2 separate regions of the Homo sapiens genome follow, and region 1 is linked to region 2. A link is an interaction called in ENCODE POLR2A ChIA-PET data of the cell type or tissue named here. Cell type or tissue: GM12878. All regions are shown on one strand. Links, peaks and the distances in the headings refer to the core of each region. The heading gives the core; the rest is flanking DNA.

The links. ChIA-PET counts read pairs that join two places held together with the same protein. Peaks named below come from ENCODE experiments on the same cell type or tissue, not always from the same donor. Only the 100,000 strongest peaks of a DNase experiment are listed, where the experiment ranks them.
Region 1: POLR2A ChIA-PET joins it to region 2 with 11 read pairs; 2 of 35 experiments call an interaction of 5 or more read pairs at or near these places.

Annotation. Positions count from the first base shown.
Region 1 is chr1:87,047,485-87,063,076 of GRCh38, forward strand. All of the region lies in intron 1 of HS2ST1 (heparan sulfate 2-O-sulfotransferase 1), which reads left to right. Among named protein-coding and RNA genes, the nearest start is that of LINC01140, 74 kb to the right of the region's middle. In GM12878, for the core only: no CTCF peak of the experiment used is centred there; DNase peaks (open chromatin) are centred at 10,017 and 10,527; H3K4me3 peaks cover 1,719 bases; H3K27ac peaks cover 2,685 bases.
Region 2 is chr1:87,111,121-87,126,712 of GRCh38, forward strand. No RefSeq gene overlaps it. Among named protein-coding and RNA genes, the nearest start is that of LINC01140, 11 kb to the right of the region's middle. In GM12878, for the core only: no CTCF peak of the experiment used is centred there; a DNase peak (open chromatin) is centred at 7,811.

The DNA.
Region 1 (15,592 bases), core at 3,684-11,683, 63 kb before region 2:
TTTGCCAAACCTAAAATTACTAGGATTGTTTCTTCTATAAGTTTTATAATTTTAGCTCTTATATTTAGGTCTGTGATTCATTTTAAATTCATTTTTGTATATGATGTGAAGAATGAAGAAAGAATGAAGATTCCCTTAAAAAAATGGCTATCCAGTTGTTCCCATACTATTTGTTGAAGAGGTGATCATTTTCTTCATTGAACTATCCTACCAAGTTTTTCTAAAATCAATTGATCATATTTGTATCCAAGTTTTTCTAAAATCAATTGATCATATTTGTATAGTTATATTTCTGGATTCACTATTCTGTTCCATTGATCTGGATGTCTGTCTTCATGCCAGTACTATACTGTCTGGATTACTGTAACTTGATAACAAGTCTTGAGATAAAGTGGTGTAAATCCTTCAATTTTCTTATTTTTCAATTTGTTTTGCCTATTCCAAATTATTTACATTTCCATATTAGTTGGTCAATTCATACCAAAAAGTGTCCTGGGATTTTGATTGGGATTGCATGGCATCTGTATATAAATTTTTGGAGAATTGACATCTTAACAGTAGTCTTTCAATCATGAATGTGGCATATCTATTTAGATCTTATTTAATTTTTCTCAGCAGAGTTTTATAATTTTTACTGTATGGTCTTGTACATCTTATTGCAAATTTATTTATATTTTTGTGCTATTTTACATGGTATTTTTTATGTGAATTTCTGATTATCTGTTATTAGTAATATACAATTGATTTAGGTATATTGATTTTTATATCCTGCAACCTTGCTAAACTCATTAATTCTCGTAGCTTTTTTATTAGATTCTTTTGGAATTTCTACGCATTCAGTCATGCTGTCTGTGACAAAAGACAGTTTTACTTCTTGCTCTCTAATCTGTGTGCCTTTCTTTTTCTTGCCTTATTGCACAGGCTAGAGCCTCCAAGACAGTGTTGTGTAAAACTGATGAGGGTGGACATCCTTGCCTCATTCATGGTTTTAGGGTGAAAGTATCCAGTCTGTCTTTCAGTAAAGTATGATACCAGCTGAACATTTTTACAGATATCCTTTTATTAGTTTGAGGAAGTTCCCTTCTATTCCCAGTTTGCCGAGATTTTTATCATGCTTCTAGTCCCAGTTTGCTGAGATTTTTATCATGCTTCTAGTCCCAGTTTGCTGAGATTTTTATCATGCTTCTAGTCCCAGTTTGCTGAGATTTTTATCATGAATTGATGTTGGATTTTGTTTATGTGCATGTATTAAGATGAATACGTGGTCTTTAGCTTATTTAATAAGGTAAGTTACATTGACTTTTGCATGTTAAACCAATCTGTATCCTTGGGATAAACTACATAGGTATGATAATTGTCCTTTCATTTCACTAAATGTTGTTAATTTTTGCCTCTATAAGGGATTTCATGTCTGATTTTGGTATCAAAGGCTGGCTTCAGAGACTCAACTGGAAAGCGTTTTCTTCAAGAGTTTGTGTTGATGTTTTCTTATGTTGGTATTTTTGGTATTGGTATTTTTTTTGTTTGGTAGAATTTTCTAAAGCCATTTGGGCCTTTTGTTTATCTGTGAGAAAGATTTGTTTTCATTTTTTGTGCGAAGGTTTTTTATCTATACATTTAATAGATTTAAAAGGTTATTCTGTTTAGCTATCTGTGAGCTTCGTTAATTTTTGTGTTTCAAGGAATTTAGCAATTTATCAAGTTTATTGGCTACAGTTGCTTATAATATTCTTTTATTGTCTGTAGTATTCTCTCCTTTGTCATTTCTGATATTAATAATTTGTATCTTCCCTTTTTTTTTCTTATTAGTCTGGCTAGAAGTTTATCAGTTTTATTTTTATTTATTTATTTATTTTTGGCACAAAGAACTAGCTGTGGTTTAGGTCACTGGTGTTAGAACTGCCTTCTTTTCTAATATGATCGTGTAGTGCTGTATGTTTCCCTAAAAGCACTGCTTCAGTTACATCTTACAATTTTGATGTTTTTGTTTTATTAGGTTCAAAATGCTTTTCTACTTTCCTTTTTGTTTTTTTCTTTGTCCTGTGGGTTACTTGAAGTGTGTTATTTAGTCCAAGTATTTGTGGACATTTCAAATGTCTTTTCTGTTATTTTAAATTTAATTCTGTTTTAGTCAGAGAATATATTTTGTATGATTTGAGTACTTTCAAATATTTTGAACCTTGTTTTATGACTGAGAATATGGTCTGTCTTATCAAATGTTCCATGTACACTTGAAAAGAATGTGTATCTGCATTCTGGATGGAGTGGTCTCTAAATGCCAATTGGCTAATTAGTTGATGATATTGTTCAAATTTGCTGTATCTTAGTGATTTTCTGTTTACTATCAATTGTTGTGAGCATGATGGTGAAATCTTTAATTATACTTGCAGATTTGTCTGTTTTTCCTGTGAGCTTTTAATTCATATGTTTTTAAAACTCTCTTATAAAGGTACAAAATTGTTTAGGATTGTTATGTCTTTTTGATAAATTGACCCCTTTATCATTATGAAATGATCCTTTTTATCTTTGCCAGTATTCTTTACTCTGAAATCCATTTGTCATGAATATGGCTACACCAGCTTTTTTTGATTTGTGATAATGTGATATATCTTTTCTCATCCTTTTGCTTTTAAGTTATTTAATGTTTCTCTCATTTAAAGTGGTTTTCTTGTGGTCAGAATATAGTTGAATCTTGCTTTTTTATCTAGTCTGACAATCTCAGCCTTTTCTATGGTGTGTATGGATCCTGATAATTAGTACATTATCTTTTAATGTGCAAATATAAATGTTAGTAATTATAAATTAAGATTTAAGAATTTGAATAATTTGATAGATCCCATCAAGTAATCTTATTCCTAAAATTTCTATTTTCTTTATTTTTCGAACTTTGTTTTATTTAGACTTATTATTTCTAGGTTATCTTAGGCCACCAAGAAAAAGCCAAAATTGGGAAGTAAACTGGGACTACATTAGAAATAAAATGGCCTCCAAATATGAGAGATTATGCTACAGAGACTCCTGTAAAATTTTAGCTATAAAAGGGTAAAATGGAGAATGGTACCCACAGGGTCACAAACCAGAGTCAACAAATGTTGACTCCAGTGTTGCTTTCTAATATCTTCTGTTTGTTATTGATTTTAGACTACTTGCTCTTATATCACCTTGGGAGCTTTTAAGAAATACAGATTCCCCAGTCCCATGGAATTTGTTATACCCTGTAATCTATTTTAAGGTAATGTAACTTTCCATGTGATTCTTAGATTACTCTAGGGTCAGAAATCATGGTCCTGCCCTACTTATCTGACCACTTTAATCTCTGACTTTTCTGCCACTATCACTTTCTCCTACAGAGTCTTGGCACCATTACAGGAAAAAACCTCTGAGGATTAGTCAGGTGTGATATACCTAGAATATTATACTAAACAGTCTTGACATGTATGGAGCTTTAGCTTTGACTGTGCTATATGTAACATTAGGTTAGTAGAGATCAAATCACCTCAAACCTTCACTTTTAACATTATCCTTCACTTCCTTTTAATATTTCTTAGATTGTGGAGTGAAGAACTCTGTCTCCCATATGGTTTAATTTAGTATGCTATATTATTTTTATTAAGCAAATTTGTGTGTCTGCTGTATACTGGGTAATAATGGTCATCACCTTTCTTTCAGAGAAAGAAGTAGCTTTTAAACAAGTTATGCTCTCCTCCCCCAAAAAGTCACGTTAATTCTACATGATTTTTTTTTTTCAGTTTTCGTGGTTTGATTGGTTCCAGTGTTCAATTAGAATGTACTTAAATTTATGTTGCCTAATTCAAATAGATTAATGGGGATGAGGCAGAGTAACTCACAATAGAACAAACAGTTTTGAGTTACTTTGCCTTATCCCCATTAATTTTATCAACCCATACCTTTTCATAATGATCATAATTTTATTTCTGGCATAGGAAAATAAGCCAAAAATATTAATGGATTTAAAAAGCTAATATATAGGGTATGTAAAGATCAACAAATTATTTTAAAGTAGATATTAAAATGTCTATTGTATAGTAAATGTTCAGTAGTCTGCAAAATAAAGAATATTCTACTTGAGAATTTTTTTCTTACACTTGTTTCATATGATTAAAATTCAGTAAAACACAATTAAAACTCAAATTATGGTCAAGCATTAGTTTTTGTCGATTGATAACAACTGTCCAGCATTTTACTGGTCATTATTGAGAATATCAATTATCATTGCATTGTGGGCATGTTGAAGTGTCACTAGTAAAGAATTGTAGTTTACAGGATCCTGAATAATGGTTCTTTTTTGTTACACAAGACAAATGCAAAGGAAGACAGTTTTTGGAAATCGATGTTTAAAAAAGAACATCTTTAGAATATTAATACCTGTGACTAATTTTTAAAGATTCATGAAAAATACAAATTCAACTGAAAAGCTATAACAGTTTCTCAGAAGATACAAAGCTGTAAAATATAAAAAGTTTTAGGCCAGGTGCAATGGTTTACACCTGTAATCCCAGCATCTTGGGAGGCTGAGGTGGGCTAATCGCTTGAGCCTAGGAGTTTGAGACCAGCCTGGGCAACATGCTGAAACCCTGTATCTACAAAAAATACAAAAATTAGCCAGGCATGATAGCGCACACCTGTAGTCCCAGCTACTCCGGAAGCTGAGGTGAGAGGATCACTTGAGCCTGGGAGGTCGAGGCTGCAGTGAGCCCTAATCATGCCACTGCACTGCAGGCTAGGTGACAGAGCGAGACCCTGTCTCAAAAAAAATTTTTTTTTAACTCACTTTTTTAGTCTTAACAATGGGTAGTGTACAATCTACTTGAACTTCAGTTTTTAACTAGTAAGCCAGGACTGGAACTTGTAGTTTAATCAGAATTTCTTCATATATACGTGAATGTTCCTAGATGAATATCTTTAACATGGTTCTTGAATTCTTGGTTGTACCCCAAAAATGGTTTCAGTTTAAAAGGGTGTGGGGCAATGACCATGATTCAGAATTAATTAATGTTGCATTTTCACAGGGTTTTGTAACAGTTTATGCTCAAGAACAATGTAAACATTTCACTTGTGCTTTCCATAATGATGGTACAGCATGCTTTAAAGAGGAACTGACTAGCCTTAGGAGACGTAGTGGTTGGTGGCGAGCAGTGAGGAAGATGGGAAATCCAGTTAGTCCAATAGAATCAGTGCCATGAGTTAAAGGGTAATGGATGTGATGACCAGAATACCCTCACAACTAGTTTATACCATTACGTTGTTTTTCACAGATCTAAGGTACATCTAAAATTCCAATTAATGGGGTACAATTAATTAGTTACATGGAAAAGATAATATTCTATATCTGTCTTCTTAATAAGCCAACAGAAATGCCCTCTAGAACACCGATTCTCAAAGTGTTCCTGGACCATCATATCAGCATTGGGAACTGGACTGGCAAATTCTTAGTCCTTGGAATTAGTAGCTAGGGAATGTGGGAAGGCAGGAATTTGTATTTTAACAAATGCTCCAAGTAATTCTGATGCATGCTCAGTTTGAGAACCACTGCTTTAGAATATGATGCATATCAAACTCCAGTAAAATAATAGCAAGTTTTCAGCATTGCTAATTCTAATTTTCAACAGCTGCTGCATTAGGTTTTCGTTAATGATACCCAAACCCAGCTGGAGTTGAATCCTAGTTACTTCTTATTCTTTTTACTTACTAGTGAGTGGAGCACCAGGTGCAGTTGTTGAAGTGTGAAAATAATTTAGCTTTGTAGACAGTTCTGGCATTTCTTGATTTTGAAAATGCTTTAATCTTCTTGGTATGATATTTCAACAATCAAAGCACATCTATTTTAATGGCAGTATGGACTTGTGCTAAGAATTTAAGGAAATCTCTGAATTATTCCTACCAGTTTAATATCAAAATTAATATTTTAGCTGAATTACAAAGCTTATATATAATTTACTCCTATTTTATTTTTCCACCAGTATGTGCATTAAAAATTTTTTAATGTCTTCCTGAATAATTTACTTTCAACCTTTTTCACATCTTCTACAATATTATGTTTAGTTTTACTTTGGAAAAAAATGCTAGCAGAGATTTTAGTTAAATGCATTCTTAGTAGTAAGGTCCAGCTGCGTGCTTTGTGAGTTGCAAAACTCATGAGTCCTTCAAAAAACATTTTAAAGGCATGTCAGTAAGACATGAAACTAGCATTTATCTGCTGCAGTATACTTTGAGTATCTACAAGTGGACAACATGGTCAAAAGCACTTAAAATGTTTAATAGATTAGTACATGATCTTGCAGTGATAGTGCAGATTTGTTTTTGGTTGTATTGCACATATGTTATAGGTAATGTTGGTAATACAGATATTTAGAACCAAAAGCTGATGAATTCAAAATTCTCTTTTGATGTTTAAAAATAAAAATAAAATTCTCTTTTTTTTAACTGTGTACCTTCATGATCTCATTTACTCCTTTTACATCAGCTGATGCCTTTGTGTTGTGACTCTTAATTTCTATCTTTAGTTCAGAACTTTCTCCTGAGATGTATATCTTCTGTAACCTACATATTACTACCTGGATGTTCCATGGGCACATGAAACTCACTGTGTCTGAAACTGATAATCCAAATCTCTCCCTCATACTAACCCTGTAAATACATATGGAATCAGAGTTACATTAATAGCCTATTTTTCATTATTATAATAGGTCAAATAGCCTATTTTGGCCATTACCCTAGATGTTTGCACAGGGCTTCATTCTCCATTGAAATTCCTTTCTAATATTTCTGAAACTCTTCTAGAGATATCTCATGTGGGTTTTTTTGTTTGTTTTTTAAAAAGCAGACTCCCCTCTACCCATAAGAATCTGCTTGGTTACTTCCTTGTCCATAGAACAACTATCTCTAATCAAGCATCATCATCTCTGCTGCTTCCCCAAGAGGAAATGCCAGAAAGTATGGGAGCCTTCATGGTGCTAAGATTGATGTCACATTTCATGTAGAAATGGAGAAAGTTCTCTTATGTCCTCAGTAATGTCATACTTTATCACTTGTGAACCTGCTTTATGTGCCTGTGTGAAGAAATGGCAAACTATATACCAGCTATTCATGCATTTCTTCCTCTAGTATGTTTTTATTGCTAGGAAGCAACTGCCCACCAAGGATTAAATTTCTCACCACAACCCCTGCATCTAGGTAGGGCCATATGACTAGTGTTTGCCAAGATAATTAAGAAATGGTTGTGCTTTCTGCACTCTATCGGCCAGCTGGATCAAAAGACTTCAAGGTACTGTGGAGAATGGCAAAGTCAGAAGAGGAAAGGAGCATAATTCCTTGAATTACTGCATAAAAGGCTGTCTGCCAACCAGAAACACTCATGTTGGTACTTGAGCAAGAACTAAACTTCTTGTGTAGTAAACAATCGAGATTTCGTTACAACAGCTGATGTTTCCCTAATTAATACAGTGCCCCCTTTATATTACAAAGCCCTTCTTTGAAACAGCTCCTTAATCATTTCCCTGCATTCCCTTTCTCTAAAAACTCAAACACATAAATATCTGGAAATTCATGGGGCTGGGAGGGAACAGATGCCACATTACATTCTAATCCAGAACTTTTCTGCCATTGTGCCCTCCCCATCCTATTCCCTAGACCTGTTAGGCTTGGATATTGTTCTTACACAAGCTTGAAATAAAGCCTTATGAAAATGGGCTCTTCCACAGACCAGCTACATACTTGATTTCTCAGTTTGAACTTCAGTGTAGACTACAAACTATCCTGAATTCCTTTCTTCATCCCCATTTATTCTTCCTTCCCCAATTCTCAAATTCACTGAATGGTACCATCTTCCTCCTCAGTAAAGAAGCCTAGAGACAGTACCTTAGCCACTTCCAATTCCGTCTTCTACTCTTGTCACCTAAGCCTCTAACCCATTAACCTATCTCCTTCCAGTCCCCATGCTTCTTCCTTACTGCAGTTGCTTTCCTTCAAGTCTTAATCCTCACTATGTCTTCAGGCCATTGATACTCAACTGTAAGCGTTATCACTCTATAAAATCTTGCATTGTAGAAGTCCCGCGTGGGTTACTTAAAACTCTTTAAAAAAATGGCTCTTTATCGCTTATAGAAGTTGTTCTGAAAGTGCAGTCCATGTACCATAGGGATGCTTAAGACTCCTTTAGGGCTTTCACAAAATAGTTCACAATCATTTTCATAATAATTCTAAGATGTTAGTTGCCTTTTTCACTAGTTGACATTTGTCCTTATGGTAAAAAGCATTGGTGGTACCAAACTGTACTAGTAGGCATTGTGTTTTTTGCTGCCTTTCTCTAACAGCCCAAACCCTCAAAAGCCATTTTCACATAAGAATGTCCGTCAGAAAGCAATAACTTTATTAAATATTGACTATTTTGTGTATGTCCTTAATATTCTGTCACAATATATAAAGTACATCAAGCACTTCTGCATACCAGAGTACAGAGGTTGTCTTGAGGTAAAGCACTTGTGTGATTGAGTTGTGCTGTGGTTTGAATATGGTTTGTCTCTACCAAAACTCATGTTGAGGCTTGGTCCCCATTGTAATGGTGTTGAGAGGTGGTGGGACCTTTAAGAGGCATTTGGATCATGAGGAATCTGCTCTCATGAAAGAATCAGTACAGTCTTGAGGGAGTTAGTGAGTCCTCACTCTCTGAGGACTACATTAGTTACAATGAGATCAGGTTGTTATGAAGCAAGATTGCCTCTCGTGTTTGCGCTATTTTCTGCATATGTCAGTTTCTCTTCTATTCCTCCATCATTTTTTGATACAGCATGAAGCCCTTACCAGAAGACAACAGATGTGGCTGCCCAGTCTTGAACTTGCCAGCCTAAAGAACCAGAAGCTAAAGAAACTTCTTTATAAACTACCTGGTCTCTGTCATAGCAAGAGAAAATAGATTAAGACAAGTTGCAAGCTCAACAAGGCAATTTTTTTCATAGAACACTGTTTTTACTTGAAAGAATGATCAACACACAAACTATGTTTATTCAGACTTGTGTAGTTGGGAGATATTTTCTCAAAAATGAATGAAGTGAACTTGTCGCTGTAAGGAAAATAGTTGACAGTATTAGTTGCCAATTATAAAATTCAAAAAAACTTGTATCTGCCGCTATGAACATAACAGTTTCCCAATACTTAGACTTCTCTGAGATTGGTGGTGTTATAATGAATGTGATTTTTTAAATTGTATAATTTTTATTATACAATTCTAATGTATTAATATTTGGAGGATCTGCATAACTCCGTATACCAATATTTTTCAAATGACAGTGCAAAGTATATCAATATAACAGTATATATTCACTGATATGAACTTGAATAGTGTATATTCATTAATATGGTTTTCTATCACATTGCAGTTAACTTTTAAGAAATTAACACTAGGTTTTAGTGTAGAATTGAAAAAGAATATTTCCAATTATTTGAAAAGGCTACTAAAGTACTCCTTTTCCAACTGTATCTATATGAGTCTGATTTTCTTCATTGACTCCAACCCAAATAATATATGGTAATATTTTGAATGGAGAAGCAGATATGAAAATCCAGTTGTCTTCTATTAAGCCAGACACTTTATAAGATTTGCAAAAATATGTTACACTAAATTTTTTTGCTTTTGGAAAATTTTTTCACAAAATCATGTCATTTATGCTGACATGTCATATTGTTATTTTAAAGTGAGTTAATAAATGTTTCTCAATTTTAATTACTAATGTGCTGTTGCTAGATGTAACCCACATAAACCAAAGCTCTTTGGTGTCCTTAACAATCTTTAAGTGTATAAAAGGTTCTGAGACCAGCAAGTTTCAGAATGCTGGCTTATAGGATATGGTTCATATTCCTAATATGGTGATTAAGACACTGTGATCTGGCTTCTGCCCACTTTTCTGCCTTATGTTTTACCTTGCCCTTAATTTTTCTCCTATCTTCTAAGCTTATTAAGAACCACTTTTAGGGCCTATATGCACTCTACAGTGTTGTGCCTCCAAGGACTTTGCTCATGCTTCTTCCCTTTGCCTGGAAGGTTTCTTTGTCACCCAGAAGGCACTTTTTTTTTTTTTTTTAAAGACAAAGTCTCACTCCCAGCACTCTGGGAGGCCGAGGCAGGTGGATCACGAGGTCAGGAGATCGAAACCATCCTGGCTAACACGGTGAAACCCCATCTCTACTAAAAATACAAAAAATTAGCCAGGCGTGGTGGCAGGTGCCTGTAGTCCCAGCTACTCAGGAGGCTGAGGCAGGAGAATGGCGTGAACCCGGGAGGCGGAGCTTGCAGTGAGCTGAGATCATGCCACTGCACTCCAGCCTGGGCGACAGAGCGAGACTCTGTCTCAAAAAAAGAAAAAGAGAGAGAAAAAAAACTGTATTTTTTGTCTTAAGCTAAACAAATACATCTGGGTGAAACTGAATAAAATAGGATTGTGGGAGAATAAGTAGGCATCCTACTCCCTTCCTCCCACCCAGTTGTTACTGGCCTGCTTCTCTCTCTATTTCTGCTTCTTTCGATTTTGTTTTAGCCTCGGGGTGAGTGGGTGGAGGGAGTCCAAAAACACATCTGTACTGTAGAGGAGAAATTGATAGCATAGCTTTATGGAACTTATCTCAGGGTTATGCAATCCAGAGGTCCCCTGATTTCAGCTCTCATCAGTGCAGGAATCCTTTTTCCATCATTCTTTGACAGGTCCTCATGCAACCTCTATATGAGTATCTCCAGAGACTAATAACTTACCACCCCCTAAACTGCCTGTGTCTTTACTTTGCACTACTAATTATTTGAAAGCCCGTTCTCTCTTGAGCCACAGTCATATCTTTTTTTCTGGAGTAATGCTACAAAAAGGATTCTGCCTCTTTTTCACAATAACTTTTCAAGTATTTCAAGAGACTGTTAGTCATTTTTATGGATTTTCTCTTAGCTAAGTGCACTGTTTTGTTTTGTTTTTTTTTAAGTTTTTTATGTGGCATGATCCATCCAGCTCATTCCCATTCTGGAGTACTCTAGCTTTTAACGTGTGCCTGAAATGACACATAATAGCCCTGTGTGACTAAATACAAATTTCTTAGGAACTGTTCCTTCCTGTGACTTGAAACATTAATTACTGTGTTTTGGTTAGGAGTATAAGCTTTGGTATCAGACAGATGAGGGTGTGAATTCTGACTTTTTTCCCCTGTAATTCATATCTCTGAGTCTAAATTCCGTAATGTTACCATATAGGATTATTGCAAGAATTAGGTGAAGTAATGTACATTTAAACATGAACCGTTGGCTGGGTGCGGTGGCTCACGACTGTAATCCTGGCACTTTGGGAGGCCGAGGCGGGGAATCATGAGGTCAGGAGATCAAACCATCCTGGCTAACATGGTGAAACTCCATCTCTACTAAAAATACAAAAAATTAGCCAGGCGTGGTAGCAGGTGCCTGTAGTCCCAGCTACTCGGGAGGTTGAGGCAGGAGAATGGCGTGAACCCAGGAGGCAGAGCTTGCAGTGAGCCGAGATCACACCACTGCACTCCAACCTGGGCAACAGAGTGAGACTCCGTCTCAAAAAAATAAAAAATGAATAAAATATGAAGCATTGTTCCTGGCTCACAGTAAAGGCTCAAAGTAGAAGCACTTGTTACACTGATAATTATATACCTATTGGCACAGCCTAAAATTGCCATACGTTTTTTTGCAGCTGCTTCACATTACTGTTAATATTATAATCATTATGCTAGTATATTTGTTGTTTATCAGCTTGTGCTACTACTCAGGCTTTTATGCCTTCTCCAATTAGCCATCCCCACATCTTGAAAGCCAGCTCTGTCCTTTTAAGGCTGAACTTACTCAGTGTATTTTCCAGAAGGTTTTTCTCCAATTCTTGGATCCAGAAGTATTTTGTTCTTACTTATGGCATTTGTTACAGTGGCATTTGTTCAATTTTGTACAAGATAGACTATGAAAATAGGAACAGTTCACTTGAGAAATTTATAAAGAGATGAGGGATGATGAGATTAATGTCTTAATAAAGCTCAAGAAAAAGGAAAAGCATGTATAGTTGGACTCCCCATTTTGTATCAGCGTACTTATTTCAAGTGACTGAAATGAGTAAAGAAAGAAGCCTTGAAGTCAGCTCACCTATGATTTTTAACTATGATATTTTGTATTTTAAAAATAGATACTTGGTGCAGGTGTTATTGGCAGACAGAAGTAAGAGGCTAGGGTGAACAGGCTATGGGCGTCTGGTAAAAGAATTTTTTTCCCAAAAATGCTCTGGGAGTTTCATTCCCAAAAGATGGATGCAGGTAAATCTGACTCTGGTCAGTACAATCAAGGCAAATTGGTGTTTTTCTAAACTGTGAATTGGGAGAGGATTCTACTTACAATTTGAATAATAGGTCTCATCTCTATACTTATTCTGGTACATTTAAAGAAAAACTTAGGCCCTATATTGGACCTACTTCAGACCTTACAATCCATATAGTAACCCATAAATAAGTAAAACCTTTGTATGTTGTGATTTTTTTTCCCTATTCAAGAATGATACCTAGAATATTATACAATTACTAATTTGGGGAATGATATCAAGAATTATGTTGTTTTTGGCTTTGGTTGTGGTTTTTTATAACTTTAAATTTTGAGATAATTATATATTCACAGGAAGTTGCAAAGATAGTACAGCATGTTTTTCTTTTAAGCACCTGGAAGACAACCATCTTCTGTCCCTCTGTTTCACTTATTTACCATGCCTATTTCAAAGGAATGTTGCAGGAAACAATTGCAAAATGCTTTTGCAATCCCAAAATAAAATATATCAAATAATTTTAAAAGGCATTTGCAAAAAAAAGGTAGTTCTATAATATTGTAGTGCTGTATTTAACTATAAGGCTCTACCTCTTCCTATAATAGAAATAGACAAAATCTCAGACAATCAGTATAATGTGGAACATGAGCTCTAGAGTCACATTGACCTGTAATGGTATCCTGACATCAGTAAACAGCTGGTGATCACTTAAAGAGACTCAGTTTTCTTATTTAAATGGGGATAATAATTCTGCCTCTCATGATATGATGTATATAAACCACAACACAGCATGGGTGTAACAGATGATATACATAAAACACTTAAAGCATAGTGAGAATTCAATGTTAGCTATTACCAATACTATTTTTTCATGTAGGTGATTAGTGTATTTCTCAGATTGATAATAAAAGAAGGTTATAACTTATAAGGATTTCACATTGTTAAATTAATGTAATAACTGTAGAAAAGTATAGCCATAGCCAAGCTTGGCAAGTACATTTAGTAAAATATAACTCATATTCCTTTAACGTAGTAACCTTAGCAATAACACAAAAAGAAAAGAATTGGTGTTTTTTGGATTGATGGGGTATTTAATAATTACTTTAATGTTTTTATCTAATAGATCATCTCAGGAGCATTAACTCCAATATATTTTTAGTGAGAACCTTATCACAGATGAAGTTGTGAAAGAAAATTTGATATTTATTTTGTAATGTATTTTCAGAATGTTAAGGATTAACATATATTTAATGTGGAAGCATTATGTTTGTTTAAAAGATGTGTCTAATAAGGGCCTACAAAAATTTATTGTACATGAAGATACTCAATAAATATTGTTAAATTGAGAATAAATGACTAATTTATAAACAGTTAAATATTTTATAATTTGTTTTTAATGTTATTATTAAAATGAACCTGTATTATAAGATCTCAATATTTGGTAATTTTTTTGAAGTGAAACAAACATAAGTTAGCCATTTTACAGGGAACAATTCACTGGCATTTGGAACATTCACAATATTGTACAAGCACCATCTCTATCTAGTTCCAAAACATTACTCCAAAGGAAACCCCATCACCGTTAATCGGGTGCTTTCCATTTCTCCCTCCCCCCATTCCCTGGCAACCACCAATATATTAATATATACTGTTTCATTTTTACCTATTCTGGATATTTCATATTAATCTAATTATATATGACCTTCGGTATCTGGCTTCTTAGCATATTTTTGATGTTCATCTATATTGTATTACTAACATATATGAGTACTTCATTCCTTTCTATAGTTGCATAATATTCTATTGCTCTGTATATAGTACCACAATTTATTTGTTCATTCATCTGTTGATGGACATTTGGATTGTTTCTACCTTTTGGCTATAGTGAGTTAGTGCTTTAAACATTTATAAGTATTTGAGTACCTGTTTTCAGTTCTCTGGGGTGGTATATACCTTGGAGTAGAATTACTGAGGTATTTGGTAATTCTGTTTAACTTTTTTGAGAAACTGCCAAACTGTTTTTCATCATGACTTCACCATGTTACATCCCCTCCAGCAATGTATGAGGGTTACAATTTGTCACTTCCTCACTAACATTTGTTATTTTCCTATTCTTTTCTCTTTTTTTTTTTTTAAGTTTTTGGTTTATCTGTTTTTAATTATAGCCATCCTAGTGTGTATGAAGTGGTACTTTGTTGTGGTTTTGATTTGCATGTCCCAGTGACTAATGATGTTGAACATCTGTTCATGTTTGTTAGTCATTTGTATATCTTCTTTGATTATTGATTAGAGACTGTTCTTTTCTAAAGTCTGCATACAGTGCTGTAAATTTCCCTCTCAGTCCTGCCTTAACTGTGTCCCACAAATTTTGATTTGCTTATTTTCATTTTCATTCATGTCAATGTATTTTTAAAATTTCCCTTGACATTTCTATTTATTTGTCTTCTGTTCTGTTTTTTTCACTTCTGTTTTCTCTTTCTGCATTCCTGTGGGTTACTTATATTTTTTTTTAGAATTGCATTTTGATTTGAGTTTAATGTCTTTATATAGTCTTTTTCATGCTTGTTTTACATATTTTATTATATAAATGTCACCTGTCAGTTCACTGGTATCATTTTACCAATTCAGGTGAAGTATAGAAACCTTACCTCCACTTTTGTCTTTTTATTCTCCCTCACTTACAATGTAATTGTCTTAAATATTTGCTCTGCCTTCATTTAGAGCCACATCACAGAATGCCGTAATAATTTTGCTTTCTCTGTCAAACTTGCTTTTGAAAACTCAAGAGGAAAGGGAAAGTTTATTGTATTTACACATATTTTTACTCTCCATTTTTTTGTTTGTTCTTTCTGATGTTTTAAGATTTCTTCTTTTATCTTTTCCTTTTTGTTTATTTATAGAGTTTTTTTAGCCAGTCTTTTAGGGTAGGTCTACTGGCAATAAATGCTAATTTTCTTTCATGTGAGTTACTTTCCCTTTCATTCCTGAAAATTATTTTCTCTAGGTATACGATTATTTTATTTCAGCACTTGAAAAACATTGTGCCACTTCCTATTGGCTCCATGGTTCGTGATAAGAAATCTGCTGTTAATCCAGTTTTCTCTTGTAGGCTTCATACAGGTGCATTCAAGACTTTTTTTGTCTTTTGTTTTCAGAAGTTTGATTATGATATGTCTTGACATGGATATCTTTGGGTTTACCTTATTTGGAGTTTGTTCAGCTTCTCTATCTAAATGTTTATGTCTCTTTTTAAGTGTGTAAAGTTGTCAGCCATAATT
Region 2 (15,592 bases), core at 3,282-11,281:
ATCAGTTCATTCTTTTCTTTCTCCCTCTCCCTCCGCTCTCCTTTCTTTCCAGTTTAAAATCACTCAGTCTCTTAGTAGAAATTTAACATCAAAGAACTGTCAAACTTGCTAATTTGTGATTTTTTAAGCATGTGCCGCCTTAAACTATCAAAGCTTTAACCTGTATCTAATTAAATGTTAAAATCTGGCAAAGAGTAGACCTACAGTCCCCAAGTGATCTGGTTTCTGAACTTTGTTTTGCTTTCACAAATGTGAGCCAATTTGCCCTAAATCTGGGTATTTCATGTAGCATCTTGAGAGATGTATTTAAAGTGCCTGTGGCAATAACATTTCATTTGTACCCATTTTGATGATTCTGGGTGCCCTCTTGATAAGGCAGCCAGGTTGTGCTGTAAAAAAAAACAATGTAGAGGTTTCAGTCTTAGGTGTTTGAAACTGTTGGATCTCTCAAAATTGATTAGCTGAAATATACCTTTTCTGCGTAACTGAATTCACCAGTAATTCCATTTGAAGCGGGCAGAGCCTTTCTGAAAATGGATGATCAGAAATGAGTGACATTTTATTCAACCAAGAGTTACCAGAGACATATTTTTTTTCCTTTAAAAGTAATTTAAAATTCGCCAGAGGATTACTAATTAGGTCTCTTGGCATAGCATGGTTATCTGATCAGACTGTCATGCCCATAAACAGTAAAAATGCAGCATGTTGATCCATTCATGTCTGTTTTTAAAGGAGGCTGTGGACTTTAAACTCCTCTCTCGCAGGCTTGCTCTTTGTTTCATGTGGGGGCTCTTTGAATAACACCTTAGATGAGAACAATGTTTAAGAAATAGGCCAGTTATATTTTGCTTTTCTATTTCTACCATGCTAATGGCTCTCTACTTGATCGTTTAATCACTGATCCAAATCCAGATGGAATTAGATGCTCCTTCCTGCTGTAGTCCTGCAGTCAGACAGTCTGTAATGTTTGATACGGATCTTCTGAGTGGACAAGATGAGATTAGATTAGTCTCTCTGGGAGCCAGCCCTATTCATTTTCTAAGAAAGTTATACTGGAGGCCTGAGGACTGCCAAGAGCAAAGTGGAAACAGAGCCCAGCCTTTTCCTCTTATCAAGATCCACAGTAGTTCCACATTAAGTAGTGGAGATTTGAATAATATTGGATCAGAATCCAGGAAGGAGGTCCTTGCCACCCACGATTGAAATGTGAACTTCATGTGTTACAACTTTATTACCTTTTCTTATTTTAATATATGACAAAGACTGAAATCTCTGGCATGGAGTCAGTGGCAAATTTTACTTTTGTGGGTTTTTTTTTCTACATTTAGTATTTATTGAGCCCCCACTGTTTGCCAGGCACTGCACTACAGGCTCTCTCTGCACCATGAGCTTAACCTTTCAGTAATCCTCATATTCAATCCTTTACAACTGTTTAGAACTTTATAATTTACAAGGCGCTTTCATTTCACATTTATCCTCTCATTAGATTCTCACGTGGAAGGGTAGATACCATTATCCTCGTTTTACAGTTGAAACTGACACAGCTAGGAGGTGGAAGATGGGCTCCCCAGCCCTCAAGATTCCTAGTCCATCAAACCCTGATGCCCTTCCTGATATGTGCCTGTCTCTCAAAGTCAGCAAGGGCTGTAATACAGATTAAACAATTGCAGTGGTTCTTAGGCTATAATCCCATCTCTGGACCAATAGTGTCAGCATCCCCTAGGAACTTGTTGAAAGGCAGATTCTTAGGCCCTAGCCTTCTGAGTAGGACCTAGCACTATGTTTATTAATAAGCTTTCAGGTGGTTCTGACCAAGACTAAAGTTAAGAACCACTGGTCTAGAGCACCAGTTTACAGATGAGACGACTGAAGCTCTAGTTGAGCTTAACCTAGCTGGTTAAGTAACCTAAGGCTTCTCATAACAAAAGTTGTGAACTAGGATGTGAACCCAGGTCAGTCTGGCTCCAACACCATCTGTTTTCTACATTGGACTGCGTTATAAACTATAGTGTATCTTATATATTTCATTATTGGTAAATTCCTCTCTGAAATATCGTTTTGGGGGACCACAGAGCAGGTCAATAAGAAGAAAAAAGTCCCAATGTGCTCTTCTGGAGTAAGGCAAACAATGCCACCCCTTCTAATGAGTTTCTGTTTTCTGTGTGAGGTGAATGTGGGGGCTAAACCTCAGCGTGGCTACTAGTGTGCTCAGGAAATTCAGGGACAGAGCCGAGAATCCAAAATGGCTACCCAAACTAAGTGCATTTCATCTGGACTTTCTGGTCCCAGTGTTCTTTGGTCATACTTAATAGTTTACTGTGATGGATTTAATGGCAAGAGGGCTCCTTGCCCTGGCTTGGCAATATCTGTGGAGCCATGGGTTGACGTAGTGTGGGAATACTTGTGGCTACTTGGAAATCCCTGTTGCTGTCATCATTGGCAGTGCTTCCCAGCCGAGATTCTTAGTCTGTGGTCACGTGTGAACTCTTCCAGTCATGCAGCTTAAACAGAAGTGCCCACTTGTTTCTCACAAATTATATCTGCATTTTTTTTTCTCCTAGAAGCAAGAGCCCAGACCAAGGGTTAGTCGATAGCTCAAGGGACTTCCAGGGAAATCAGAACTGATCTTCGTGCATAGCAATGCTTATAGGCTTCCTTCCACACACACTGAGAGATCAGCAGGGCAGTGGACTGAGCCTTCGGGTGCAATGCATTTCCTCAACACATTCTTTTTGAAAGAGGAAGATTGTTGCCCATGTATAGTGTACTTCTTATGTGCCGGCACTGTACCAAGTGCTATGCATTTGTTAACACTCATTTCATCCCCCCTTTTTTTTTAAGAGAAAGAGGATCTCACTCTGTCACCCATGCTGGAGTGCAGTGGCACAACCATGGCTCACTGCAGCCTCGAACTCATGGGCTCAAGACTCAGCCTCCCAAAGTGCTAAGATTACACGCTTGAGCCCCCATGGCTGGCCTCATTTCATCCTCTTAATCCTCTGAGGAAGGTACTACTAGCAGCCCCATTTTACAGATGAGAATGAATTAGAAGTTCAGATGCTTTCTTACAGTCACACAGCTAGAAAGTGGTGGAGCAGGATTCAAATCCAAGTCTAGCTACAAATTTTCTGCTCTTAACCATCCTGTTGCATAGGCTCTGACAGCTGTGACAGGCAGTAGTGGGGGGTTGTTTTGAAAGTCTTGCCATAGGCTGGATGCAGTGGCTCACACCCGTAATCCCAGCACTTTGGGAGGCCCAGGTGGGGGGATCACCTGAGATCAGGAGTTCGAGACCAGTCTGGCCAACATGGTGAAACCTGAGGTCAGGAGTTCGAGACCAGCCTGGCCAACATGGTGAAACCCTGTCTCTACTAAAAATACAAAAATTAGCCAGGTGTGGTGGTGTGCGCCTGTAATCCCAGCTACTCAGGAGGCTGAGGCAGGATAATTGCTTGAACCCAGGAGATGGAGGCTGTTGTGAGCCGAGATCACGCCACTGCACTCCAACATGGGTGACAGAGTGAGACTCCGTCTAAAAAAAAAGTCTTGCCATGTCTTTTCTGCCTCTTTTACACAGCCCCACAGGGCTTGGCAACAGGAAAAGCATGACCTAGGGCTATGGCAGTCACCCATGTGGGCTATAGCTATGGCTGCAACTCAGTGCGGCCTCCAACGACGAGGACTGGGAGTTTGGAGGGGCAAATTTAGGCCATTTTGTTTTCTTGAAATGCTTCCTCCTAGTCCCTAAATTCAGTCCCAGGTCAATAAATGGCAGTTAGTTATTCTCGGTGGTCGTGGTGATGTCTAAAGACTGACAGGATTCCCAGATTCAATGTTGGGAAAATCACCTTGAGTCCACTTTTCAATGTGCTGGGGAGTGAGTACAGGCCAAGTTCAAGTCATCAGTTCCCAGCGGTTCAGCCAGCGTGTCTTGTGAATTCTCCCAGGGCTCTCTGGTTTTAGCAGGGTCTCCATGTGCAAACCTTGCCTTTGCACAAGAGCCACCATGGCAGGAGGTTGACCAAGCTGTTCTGGGGAGGTGAAAGGTGCTGAGAAGTTGATGCTTCCTCCTAAGTGCTGTATGGAGCAGGCTTGGCCCAGATCCAACATGGGCACCCAGCAAAGACTGGTTGTCTCCTGGTGTCCCTGCAGCCCTCCCAGCCATCCCCTCACTTCCCACTGTGGCATGCTGCTTACAGCTCTCTCCCTCCACATGCCTGAGGGCCTTTCTGCAAAGAGGGGTTCAGAGATATCCATGACCAGCCAGTCTAACCTTTTCAGGGTGGGAGGGCAGAGCAGAAGTTTTACAGTGGATACGAGGCCTGAAGCCAAAGGAGTAAAACCTCTGCCTCATGGGAGTCCAGGCATGCTTAGGCAGGAGGGGTGGCAGGTGGGTAGGACAGCCTCTTGACTCCAGAAATCTCACTTCATAAGTGGCACCTGCTCTGAGCTCTCCAGATATCCCTGAATTTGGTTTTACCCTCTGTTCTTGCCTCTTCCTGTCTCCCTCCTCCTGCTCAGTCCCTCACCACAACATTCCTTTTGTGTTTAGGGAGATTTCCTAGCACCTCCCTGGCTAACAGATCAGATCCATCTGAGTCACACTGAGCCTCCCATTTAGTAACTTAGGACTCTGGAGTCCGGGTGGCCTAGGCGTCATGCCAAACTCACTACTGCTAATAGTAATGCTATTATAATGGCTTTTATACTTAAATCTCCTTTCTTCCAGGAGCCCCAAGGTCTTTAACAAATGCAAGAATTACACTACTCTCCAAAAAATAGAAACTGAAGGAAAATACATTCCTTATTCCAAGTCTACTCCTTCATGGCCTTACATAGTTGCTTTGAAGGATGGATCTTTAAAGATTCATAAGCTTTGGTGGGTGAGTGGGGTGGACAAAGGAGATAGGCTTTCTTATTGCCTGAGGCCCCACCAGTTTCACCATCTTATCTTTCGTTGGTTTTGCAGCTCAAAGACCTTGAAACTACATCTGGATGAGTCTAATAAACTGGTATCTTAGAAGAAGAGATAAGGTTCAATACGAAGATGTTTGGCTCTCATACCCCCAGAGGTTATGGGCCCAACAGATGCTCACTGAGCTCAGCTTGTCATTGCGTGGTTTAGGACAGACAACAAGGAACCTTGAAGGATGGAGTCAGCTTAAAAGGCAAGCATTAGGTTTGGCTACACACCCCTATCCTTAGCACCTGTGAAGATCTCAGAGTGCAAAGAGAAATACAGATCATGGCCCACTCCTCTATGCCTGGCACTGCTGGGTGCAGAGGAAGGGAAGAAGCACCAGGGGTGGGCTTGGCCAGGACGTGCCCTCCTTTCAAGGGTCCAGCCACCTTGTTTAATGTAAGGGAAAGAGAATTCATCTTGATGCCAAGCAACATAGCTTCCCGTTCTGACTGCACCTTTTCTCACCTGGCATTCCCTCAATGTCCACCAGGTTGCTTTCTTTCTGTTGGAGGAGAAAATGCTATCTAACTTTAAGTATTAAGATCTGATCTCCTGATTCAAACTCATTCTTCACACTGATGCCAGAAAGAAAGTTTCTGTCTTCCAGAGAGAAAGTTCATGTTGCTTCTTCCCTCAGAAAGTCTCAGTGGCTTCCCACCCACTGTGGGAAGAGGTGCGGCTCCTTTAAGGTAGCATTCAAGACCTTCTATGCTAGGTCCCTAACTTCCCTTTCAGCCTTGTTTATCACCACAGCTCTCTGGTAGCCTGGACCAACCAGGTCACTTATGCCTGCTTTCATACCTTTCTCCCTGTTCTTCTCCCAGTTCTCTATGGAAATCTTTCTCACCGTTCAAGACCTAGCTCAAACAGCATCTCTCTGGGACAGTTTCTTTGATCCTGAAAGTCAGAATTTACTGTTTGTCACTACACTCACAAAGCCCATTGCTTGTTCCTATGTTCAATAATAGTGACATGGGAAGCACATGCTTTTTGAATAAGACAGACGTGAATTTAAGTCCTGGCTCGCTCACCTGTCATGTGCCTTTTGGAAAATCACTAATCTCTAAGTTTCCTTGTTCTACCAAAAGTAAAACCAAAGCCAACTTCACCTTATGTGTTGTAAGAATTGAATGAGGTCATAGCTCTAAAATCCTTGGGAGAAGAACATTGTGGGTGAGCTGAAGGCGTCAGCGTTCCCTAACATTTTGTTCTTGGTATTGTCCACCTGCACTTCTTCCCCTTAGGTGGCAAACTCCAGGTGAGGGCCTTTTCTGGCTCTTGATGTTGGCCCCATCCAACTCCAACACCATGTCTTGTATAGGGACACTCACTAAACATTTACAACATTGAAAGCACTTAATTTCTCAGTTCCTCAGTTTCTCTATCTGGACAGTAGTGAAAAAGAATAGCAAAAAAGAACATTTTGGGCTCTGAAGAAAAACTCCCCATATGCCCCTCCCAGGACGGAGCCTATTGTTAATTGGAAAATAAATAGTTCTCAGCTGAGCATGTCTTTGCCTTTCATGGGGCCCCCTGCGATGCTGTTTGGGAGACAGTTACAGCTACTTTGAGGATAATAATGACTGCCCCAAACTCCTGTGGAAGAATGTTGGGAAGATAAATGAGATAATCCACCTGACAGCTCTTTGAGCTCTTATGAAAAAGATACCCTTGAAATGTAGGATACAGGTGTGCCTTGCTTTGGTAGGTGAATTTTGGAGATTTTATAAAAATCTGAACCTACAAAACAGACAAATTAAGGGGTGAAAATTAGCATCGCAAACAGCCTCTTGGTTTGACAGAAAGATTCACAGCAGGGTCCCTTTAAATAGCCAGCTCCCCTGGTGCATCTAAAATATGACTCAATCTATAAAGAATTTGATTTACATATAACCAGTCAGGAACACTTCTACTACAGAGGAGGAAGCACATATGTTTTTTATAATAAAAATCGATAACTCTGGGGTTTTAAAAATATAAAATATTTCTTTCTTCTCATCATCTTTAATCCTGCAGTTAACACTTCCACTGCTAGGAAGTCGCCTAAAAAACAACTGCATGTTCTGCAGAGGCCGGGCCCTCACGAGCACAGCTCCAGGAGTGTGCAGGTAGAAAATGGCTGTTCAGCTGATGCCCATCACATCTAAATGCAACTTGCTGTTCCTAATTGGGCTAAAGCTTTTTTTTTTTTTTTGAGACAGAGTCATGCTCTGTCACCAGGCTGGAGTGCAGTGGAATGATCTCAGCTTACTGCAACTTCTGCCTCCCGGGTTCAAGCGATTCTTCTGCCTCAGCCTCCCAAGTAGCTGGGACTACAGGCGCGTGCCACCACGCCCAGCTAATTTTTGTATTTTTAACAGAGATGGGGTTTCACCATATTGGCCAGGATGGTCTCGATTTCTTGACCTCATGATCTGCCCACCTCAGCCTCCCAAAGTGCTGGGTTTATAGGTGTAAGCCACCGTGCCTGGCCCATTTATTTTTTTTAATTTTTTTGAGGTGGAGTCTCACTGTGTCACCCAGGCTAGAGTGCAGTGGCGCAAGCTCAGCTCATTGCAACCTCCACCAACTGGGTTCAAGCGATTCTCCTGCCTCAGCCTCCCAAGTAACTGGGATTACAGGTACGTGCCACCAAGCCCAGCTAATGTTTTTGTATTTTTTTAGTAGAGACGGGGTTTTGCCATGTTGGCCAGCCTGGTCTTGAACTCCTGACCTCAGGTGATCCACCTGCCTTGGCCTCCCAAAGTGCTGGTATTACAGGCATGGGCCACTGCGCCCTGCCGGCTAAAGCATTAACTTAATGTAAGATTGAAAGCAAGTGGTAGACCGCTGACATCTGAAAAAGTAAAGCCCAGCCTTATTTAGAAGCGGGACGATATTTGGCAGATGCAGGAGCTTCTAGAAATGAGTGAGCTCATTGTTCAACTTTCCTCTTTGGGAGTCTCTCAGGGGTGTGTGTGTGTGTGTGTGTGTGTGTGTGTGTGTGTGTACATGCATGTATGCATAACAGCCAGTGCTTGGAACAATCTCCCAAAGATGTCCACATTCCTAATTCCCAGAACCTTCACATATGCTATGTTACATGGCAAGGGGAAATTAAGGTTGCAGATGGAATTAAGTTTGCTAATCACCTGACTTTAAAACAGGAAGATTTTCCTAGATTATCCAGGTGGGCCTGGATTATCTAGTGTAATCACAAAGGTCCTTAAAAGATGGAAGAGGAAGAAAAATCAGTGTCAAGTGATGCCATGTGAAAAAGACTGGCCTGTTCAGTACTGGCTTTGAAGATGGAAGTGACACCAGCCTAGTGAGACCCATTTGGACTTCTGATCTCAAGAACTGTAAGGTTATACATTCGTTTTGCTGTGAGGCACTAAATTTCTGGTAATTTGTTATAGCAGCCATAGAAAACAAATCTGGTAGTAGGGAGGTGGGTGGTAGCAGGGGTTATTGCAGCTTCACTGCATATTTCATGCTGAGGAGGCCCGTGTAAAATCTCTGATTGTTTTTGTAAACATGGATGCAAATTCATATTCAATTGCTACAGGCCCCATGTGTCTAGAACCACATTCTAACCAACAGGCGAGATGCAGGGGAAAACAGAAATATTGTGGGCTGGCCCTTGAATCATCCTGTGTGCCACACAGGAGAAGACGTAGAATTTCCTCTAATGACAATGACTGCTTTCTTCTGGTTAACTTCCCACTTGTAGGTTACCCCACAAAGCCAATGGCACAAGTATGAACAATTCCAAGTTCCTCCCTTCCTCAAAATTACTGTGTCTCTAGGCCCCTCCTCTGGCTTCAGCAGCTCCCTCTCCATGCAGAGCCCTGGTTCTAGCCGACCAACCATCTTGGAGCTCCTCTATGCCTCCCAGCCCTTCCCTTAGTCCCTCCAGAGCAAGAGGATGTGGTAAGCTGGCTGGCCTGCCTGAGCATATCCTAGAAAACGGTTTGTGTTGGAGGAGCAATGGAACACTGCTCTGCCTTTGACAGCCTCCTGACCCCTGAGGGTTCAACACACTTGTCTCCCTCACCTGCCCCTGGTGGGTTGCCCTCTTGCCACTTCCATTGATGACCCCTTTGCACCTTCAACTGAAGTCTGCACCCACTCCCACCTCCTCTCACAGCCTCAGCTCATCCCTGATGACTCAGATCAAGTTTCCTTAGGGTGAAATGAAGTGGGGTGAAGCTTTGTCTGCTTCTTAGAGTTCAGGGAATACCCAAAACAATCTAACAGTCACACCACCTGACCAACTTTGTGACCTTATCCACATGAGGAGAAGGCAAGAATCTCAACAGCTGAAGTGTGCCAGAAACATTATGTTTTGTTTTAGTGAATCCGTTACAAGTCCCCATTTGGCTTGCTGATTGGCAATTTCAGTTACTGCTGGATAGTCTTTCTCTCGCTGGGGGTTGTGTCTCCATTGTAGGTGGCTTATTACTATCACAACAGCCTGTGTGTGTGTGTGTCCATGCATGCACAGAGGGGCCCTCTGACCCAGGTTGTCCATCCACACCAGCCTCCCAGGTCTGTATCACCCCATCCCACCCTTGATCACTGATACCCACAGGTTTGTGGCTGCCCTCTCTCACCCCCCACTGCAAGGTCTGTGCAGATTTGACTCTTTCTTAACTACTCCTGTGCCCCCTTTTGAGGGCCTGTAGGGAATTCTGCTATGCCTCTGCCCCATACCCCACACAACTACTCTAGGGCTGTGGGAATTCTATGGGGCTGTCACAGGCCTCTCGATCTGGGCACACCCGGAATCACTTTCTACTCTGCTGCTCCTGTCCATGCTGGGCACCCAGGAAACAGACAGTGGTGTCTTTGCTCTTCCATCCCACAACCTCTTTTGTTGTTCTCTTATTCCCCTCCATCCTCCAGGGGGCAGCAGTAATGCAGCTCTTTCTCAGGGACCCCACTGAGGAGTCCTCTCTTTCCTTCTGCTCTCCTTTGGAGACTCCATCTCATCTTGGGTGGCAAGTGGGGTGGATACACCAAATCTTTTATATCTTAGTCAGACTTCACTTTTGAATCTCAAAACTCAAACAGTTGGATCTTGGGTGCTTTAGTTCCACTGGGACAACTTTTCTTTGACCTAGAAATGCCACATGTGGGAGGGTCACAACACAACAGTGACACTAGTGAATATATCTCTGCGTTGTCCCCATATGCGGCAAATGGGTGCAAGATGCTGCCTGCCACTCACTGTGCAAAGACTACCCACACCAGGAAAAAGCAGAGCCTGTGCTCCATGAATCTGCAATCACGGGCATCTAAGCTTAGAATATCCCACTCTGTTGCAAGTGAAAACATGTAGGTGTATCTCTTTGGCCCAACTCAAAAGGTAGATGTTTTCTCCCTTTTAATACAGTCACTTGGCAGTTTCAGCTTTCTATGAACATTCTTCTGGAAAAGAACCTCAGCTCGTTGTGTAGTTAAATTTATTCAGCATATAAATCTCTTAAAATCCATGCCCTTAAATGTTTATGGTCATGTGGGATATTATCAGTGTCAGAGATGGGCAGGGTTGAAGGAATTTGGGGTCAGACTACTTTCTTTTAATCTTCTCCAAACATTTTAGGTTTGGCAAAACTTGAATTGCATTTTGCCAAGCCCCTGTGCCTGTAATTTGTAAACCCCTGTGTATTTTCAGTTAAATGTAGTCCATATGTTTCTGATTGATTTACACTTAACTCATCTAAACGTTGTTTTGTTAGTGTTATTTGATGTCCAAAGGGCCTCAGAGCCTGTTTACATCTGTCTAAGCTGCTCGTTTTCCTCCCTGAGACTCAGGAAGATCTGTTTTGCCAAGAGTAAACTAAGTCGAATACTGCACCGCCCCTCCCCGCCTCCACCCCCTAGGATTGGATCAGACTTGGGTAGAATCTGACAAAGAGCTGAGGAAGTTGCACTGGGCTTTGAAGTTGACCAAACACTCTACCCTACATTTCACCAAGAGGAATCAGAGCGCAAAGCCTCCCCCTTGGGGACTGTGACCAATAACACGAATACAGAGACCAGATCCTAGGCCAGGCCAACTTCCCAGCCTGGCCCTTTTCCTTATGGCACTGACATTTGGCTGCAACTAGCCACCACCGACCTCAATAGGCCCGTCCCTTACAACTCTTTCATCCAAGCTTCAGTGGGAAGGGTGGAATAGATTTTATACAGTGAATGAAAGCAATCAGGCCTCTTGCTAGATCTGTGGTAACAATCTCATAAAGCAAGAGTGTGGTTTTAAAATGAAACAAAAGAAATCCTTAGCTAGTGCCCCATTTCACTGAACCTTAATTTTAGATAGCTTGCATTTGCCTTGCAAATGAGTCCACAAATTACCAAGCCACAAGCATTTAAAACCATCCTGCCCACTGCCAGAAGGAGTATGCCTGGCAGAACCAATGAGGCTGGCCCCCTACTGCTCCACCACAGTAAAAGTGAGTTATAGGAGTGATGCTTGAACTGAGATGGCATCCCACAATTTTGGAAACATGGTAACTAGGGATGGGGACAAACTGCAACTTTATGATTCAACATTGAGGGAAATGGCGCTTTGTTTTGAAAGAAGCGCAGTGGCTCACGCCTGTAATCCCACCACTTTGAGAGGCCCAGGAGGGCAGATCATGAGGTCAGGAGATGGAGACCATCCTGGCCAACATGGTGAAACCCCGTCTCTACTAAAAATACAAAAATTAGCTGGGTGTGGTGGCGCATACCTGTAATCCTAGCTACTGTCGGGGCTGAGGCAGGAGAATCACTTGAACCAGGGAGTAGGAGGTTGCCATGAGCCGAGATCATTCCACTGCACTCCAGCCTGGCAAAAGAGCCAGACTCCGTCTCAAAAAAAAAAATAAAATAAAATAAAGCAGCACTTTAATGTGTATTTGGTCGTGTTCAAGCAAACTCTATTTGGAATGGAGGTATTTGAGACAAAGAGGAGCCAAGTAACTCTGTAAAATACTATGACGGGTTGTCTTCTCTATATGCAGAGTTGCATCTCAGAGATAATTATTTCATTGGACTTGGAGGACCCTCTGGGAGATTTCTCTCTTTTTTGGACCCCAAAATGTATCAGGGAAGCCAGATTCTAGGTAGAAGGAACATGGTCAAAGCATTTGGGGAAAAGCAGGCTGGCCCCTGAAATGAGGGACAAATTAGGAGTTAAGGACGAAGATAGTTAGGACTTCCTATCTCTGAGGTTTAACCTTTCTGTTTCTATTTTGTAATTCCCTTCTGCTATCTTTGAGCTTTCAGAAAATTTCGATCAATATTATAGTTTGGTCTTATGTTCTGGGAGACTAAAGGAGGGGTATGGTTGTATGCAGTGGGGGAGCCAGCGACCTGGAGAAGCCAAGGGTGACTTAGAGGCAGTGGAAAACTTGTCCATCCAGGGCAACCTGATGTGGCAAACAGGCCTGATCTTTGGAACGTGGATGCATTCCTGGGTGATTCTTAGAAACAACTGGGGTAGGAGAAGCTCACTAAAGACTGGCTTTCCTGCAGCCTCCTGGGATAGGAGCTAAGGTTGTAGCTGTTTGCATGTTAAGGGAAGAGTCGAGTCTTGAAGGCTGAAGAACTTGGGGACATGAGTATCACATCAGTGTTAACTCTGGTGGGTGGCCAAGTGGCCATATTTGCATGTCTCACTTTCAAACTGGGCAGCAGTGGTGCTATCACAAGTTCCCTCCTGCTGGAGCCTCTGCAGAAGGCCAGGCAGGCTGCTCTCCCACAGTCACGTGAGCAGATGTCCTCTCCTGCCTCCATGAACCATCCCGTTTGGTTACCTGGACGCCATTATATCCCCCTGCCCCACCATAGTGCTTTCTCTGAACTGCATTTTAGCGTGAAGCCATCAACCTCCACTGAAGGCTGAGAAATGCGTCTCCTGTAAGCATGTTGTTGAAGCTGCCATTTGCAACCTTAAACGTCTCCTTTTGGTGGAACTCTAATTAGAGAACTTCTTCCTCATCTTCGTATCAGAAGGAGAAGTAGTTCAGCTCCTCAGGGCCTGGCTTTTTTTTTTTTTCTTTTCTTTTCTTTTTTAAGTCATAACTTTTTAGAATTGCGGTAAAATGCACACGACATAAAATTTACCATCTTAACCGTTTTTATGTGTGTAGTTCAGTAGCAGTCAGTGCCTACACTGCTGTGCCACCATCACCACCATCTATTTCCTGAACTCTTTTCGTCTTCCCAAATGGAAACCTTGTACCCGTTATACAATAACTCCCCATTCCCCTTCTCTACACTTCCTGGCAGCCAGCGTTCTACTTTCTCTCTCTGTGAATTTGACTCCTCTGGGTACCTCCTCTAAGAGGAATCAGACAGTATTTGTCTTTTTGTGACTGGCTTATTTCATGGTTCTGGTTTGTTATGATCACTGAATTCTCTAACAAATCAGATGTCTCTCCTCCCCCATTTTTTGCTTTGCCATGGCAGCTAGAAAACAAAGCCAAATCTCTGCCTGATCCAAAATAAGCATATGTGCTAGAAATTTTTGATGTAGCTTCATCCTTTATTCCATTTTTTATTTATAGTCTTGTGTTTTTTTAAAAATTGCTGACCCACCTGTGATTTATTAAATAGTTCTTTATACAAGGCATCTTTAATCTTCTTTGTAATGAAGAAGAACGTACATTTAAAAATACAGGTTGAGTAGCCCTTATCCAAAATGCTTGGGACTAAAAGTTGCTGACCCACCTGTGATTTATCAAACAGTTCTTATAGAAGGCATCTCTAATCCTCTTTATAATGAGGAAGAATATATATTTAAAAATACAGGTTGAGTAGCCCCTATCCAAAATGCTTGGGACCAGGAATATTTCAGATTTAGAAAATTGTTGGGGATTTTGGAATGTTTGCATTATAAAATCTGACTCTGAAATGCTCCAGTGAGCATTTCCTTTGAGCATTTTGATGGCACTCAAAAAGTTTTGGACTTTGGAGCAGTTTGGATTTGGGATACCTGAATTTGGGATACTCAGTCTGTATTAACAAGTAGTTGATGGAGGGATTTAGGGGATTGGGTCAAGCACGTAGTGAAGTGGGTTCTCACAGCCGATGTGAGGCTCATCCAAACAATTGCACCCATCCTTGCCCCTGGACGGCACCTCCTGTTGCAGGTGCAGGCAGTGGGGCTGCTCTCACTAATCTCTTCTTCCATGCTGACCCCCTCCGCTCCAAAGTCAATGAATTCAGATTGCAAATTAGAAGCCCAGGAACTTTTCTTATAACTAAATGTACTGGTCTAAGCTAGTGGGTTTCTAAAAGTATTCTGTGTCTTGCCGCCAACACCTTAGTCTTTTAGGGACCCCAGTAAACACTTTCTCTTGGAAGTTCCTGGCATCCAGGAATGGGTTAGCCACTCTGACCAGTGGGCTTTCACGGGTGAGATTGGGCCTGAGGCTGGGCTTGGAGGTGAGGGATCTGGCTTGAAAGATGAGGACTTCTTATTTAAAGCCAATACTACCAAGCCAGGATCTGAGTGCTTTTCCTTGGAGTTATTTTTCCACACTGGAGAATTGTTTGTGACCATTAGGCCCTGAGGAGTCAGTTTCTTTTTGCTCATCCTTGAGTGACCACTTAAGCCTGAACTAGTGCTGGGTGGGGTCTGCCACTGGGCCTTCCAGGGGCTTCTCCTTCATAACCTTTACCACCTGGCAAACCCTGTTGTTACACTTAGCTAACTTTATTTTATTATTATTATTATTTTGAGACAGAGTTTTGCTCTTGTTGCCCAGGCTGGAGTGCAGTGGCATAATCTCAGCTCACTGCAACCTCTGCCCCCCAGGTTCAAGCGATTCTCCTGCCTCAGCCTCCCGAGTAGCTGGGATTACAGGTGCCCACCACCACACCCTGCTAATTTTTGTATTTTCAGTAGAGACAGCATTTCACCATGTTGGCCAGGCTGCTCTCGAACTCCTGACCTCATGATCCACCTACCTCGGCCTCCCAAAGTGCTGGGATTACAGGCATGAGCCACCATGCCCAGCCCACTTAGCTAACTTTAAGGAGGACTGGTCCGTGCAGGCCATGAGGGTTGAGTACCGTGTTTGCAGTCAGGAGACTCAAAACCTGTCCCTGCCATTCACTAGCAGCATGGCTTTGAGCTAACTGATTCACGTCTCTGAAACTCCATTTCCTGCTCTAAAAGAGGGATGATAATACCCTTCTTTAAGAGTTGTTGTCAGAGTAAGGGAGTAACCACAAAGTTAATAACATGTTGTTTTTACAATAATTATTATGGAGAAAACTGATTATTAGACATTATCCCCTGAATCCAGCTCTTTGCAGCAACTTTGTGCTTCCTCCCTTGACTTAATTTTTACAAATCTCAGAGAATTAATGCTGAAGGACTTTAAAAGGTCATCTGGACCACGGTTCCCAAAGCTGGCTGACATCAAAGTCACCTGCAGAGCTTTAAAAGGCATTTAAAGTGGAGGCCGAGGACTCCGTATTTTTAGGTGGCTTTCCTGGTGGTTTGGCTTTGTCTATAGACGTACGTTTGAGCTACCCCTGGTCTAGACCCTCTCTCTGCTATTTGCCAAGAACTCTTTTCTGCTATTTCAGGCAGGTAAAAACCCATCCTGTGTTTACAGTTTTCACTAAGCAGGACTCCACACCTTG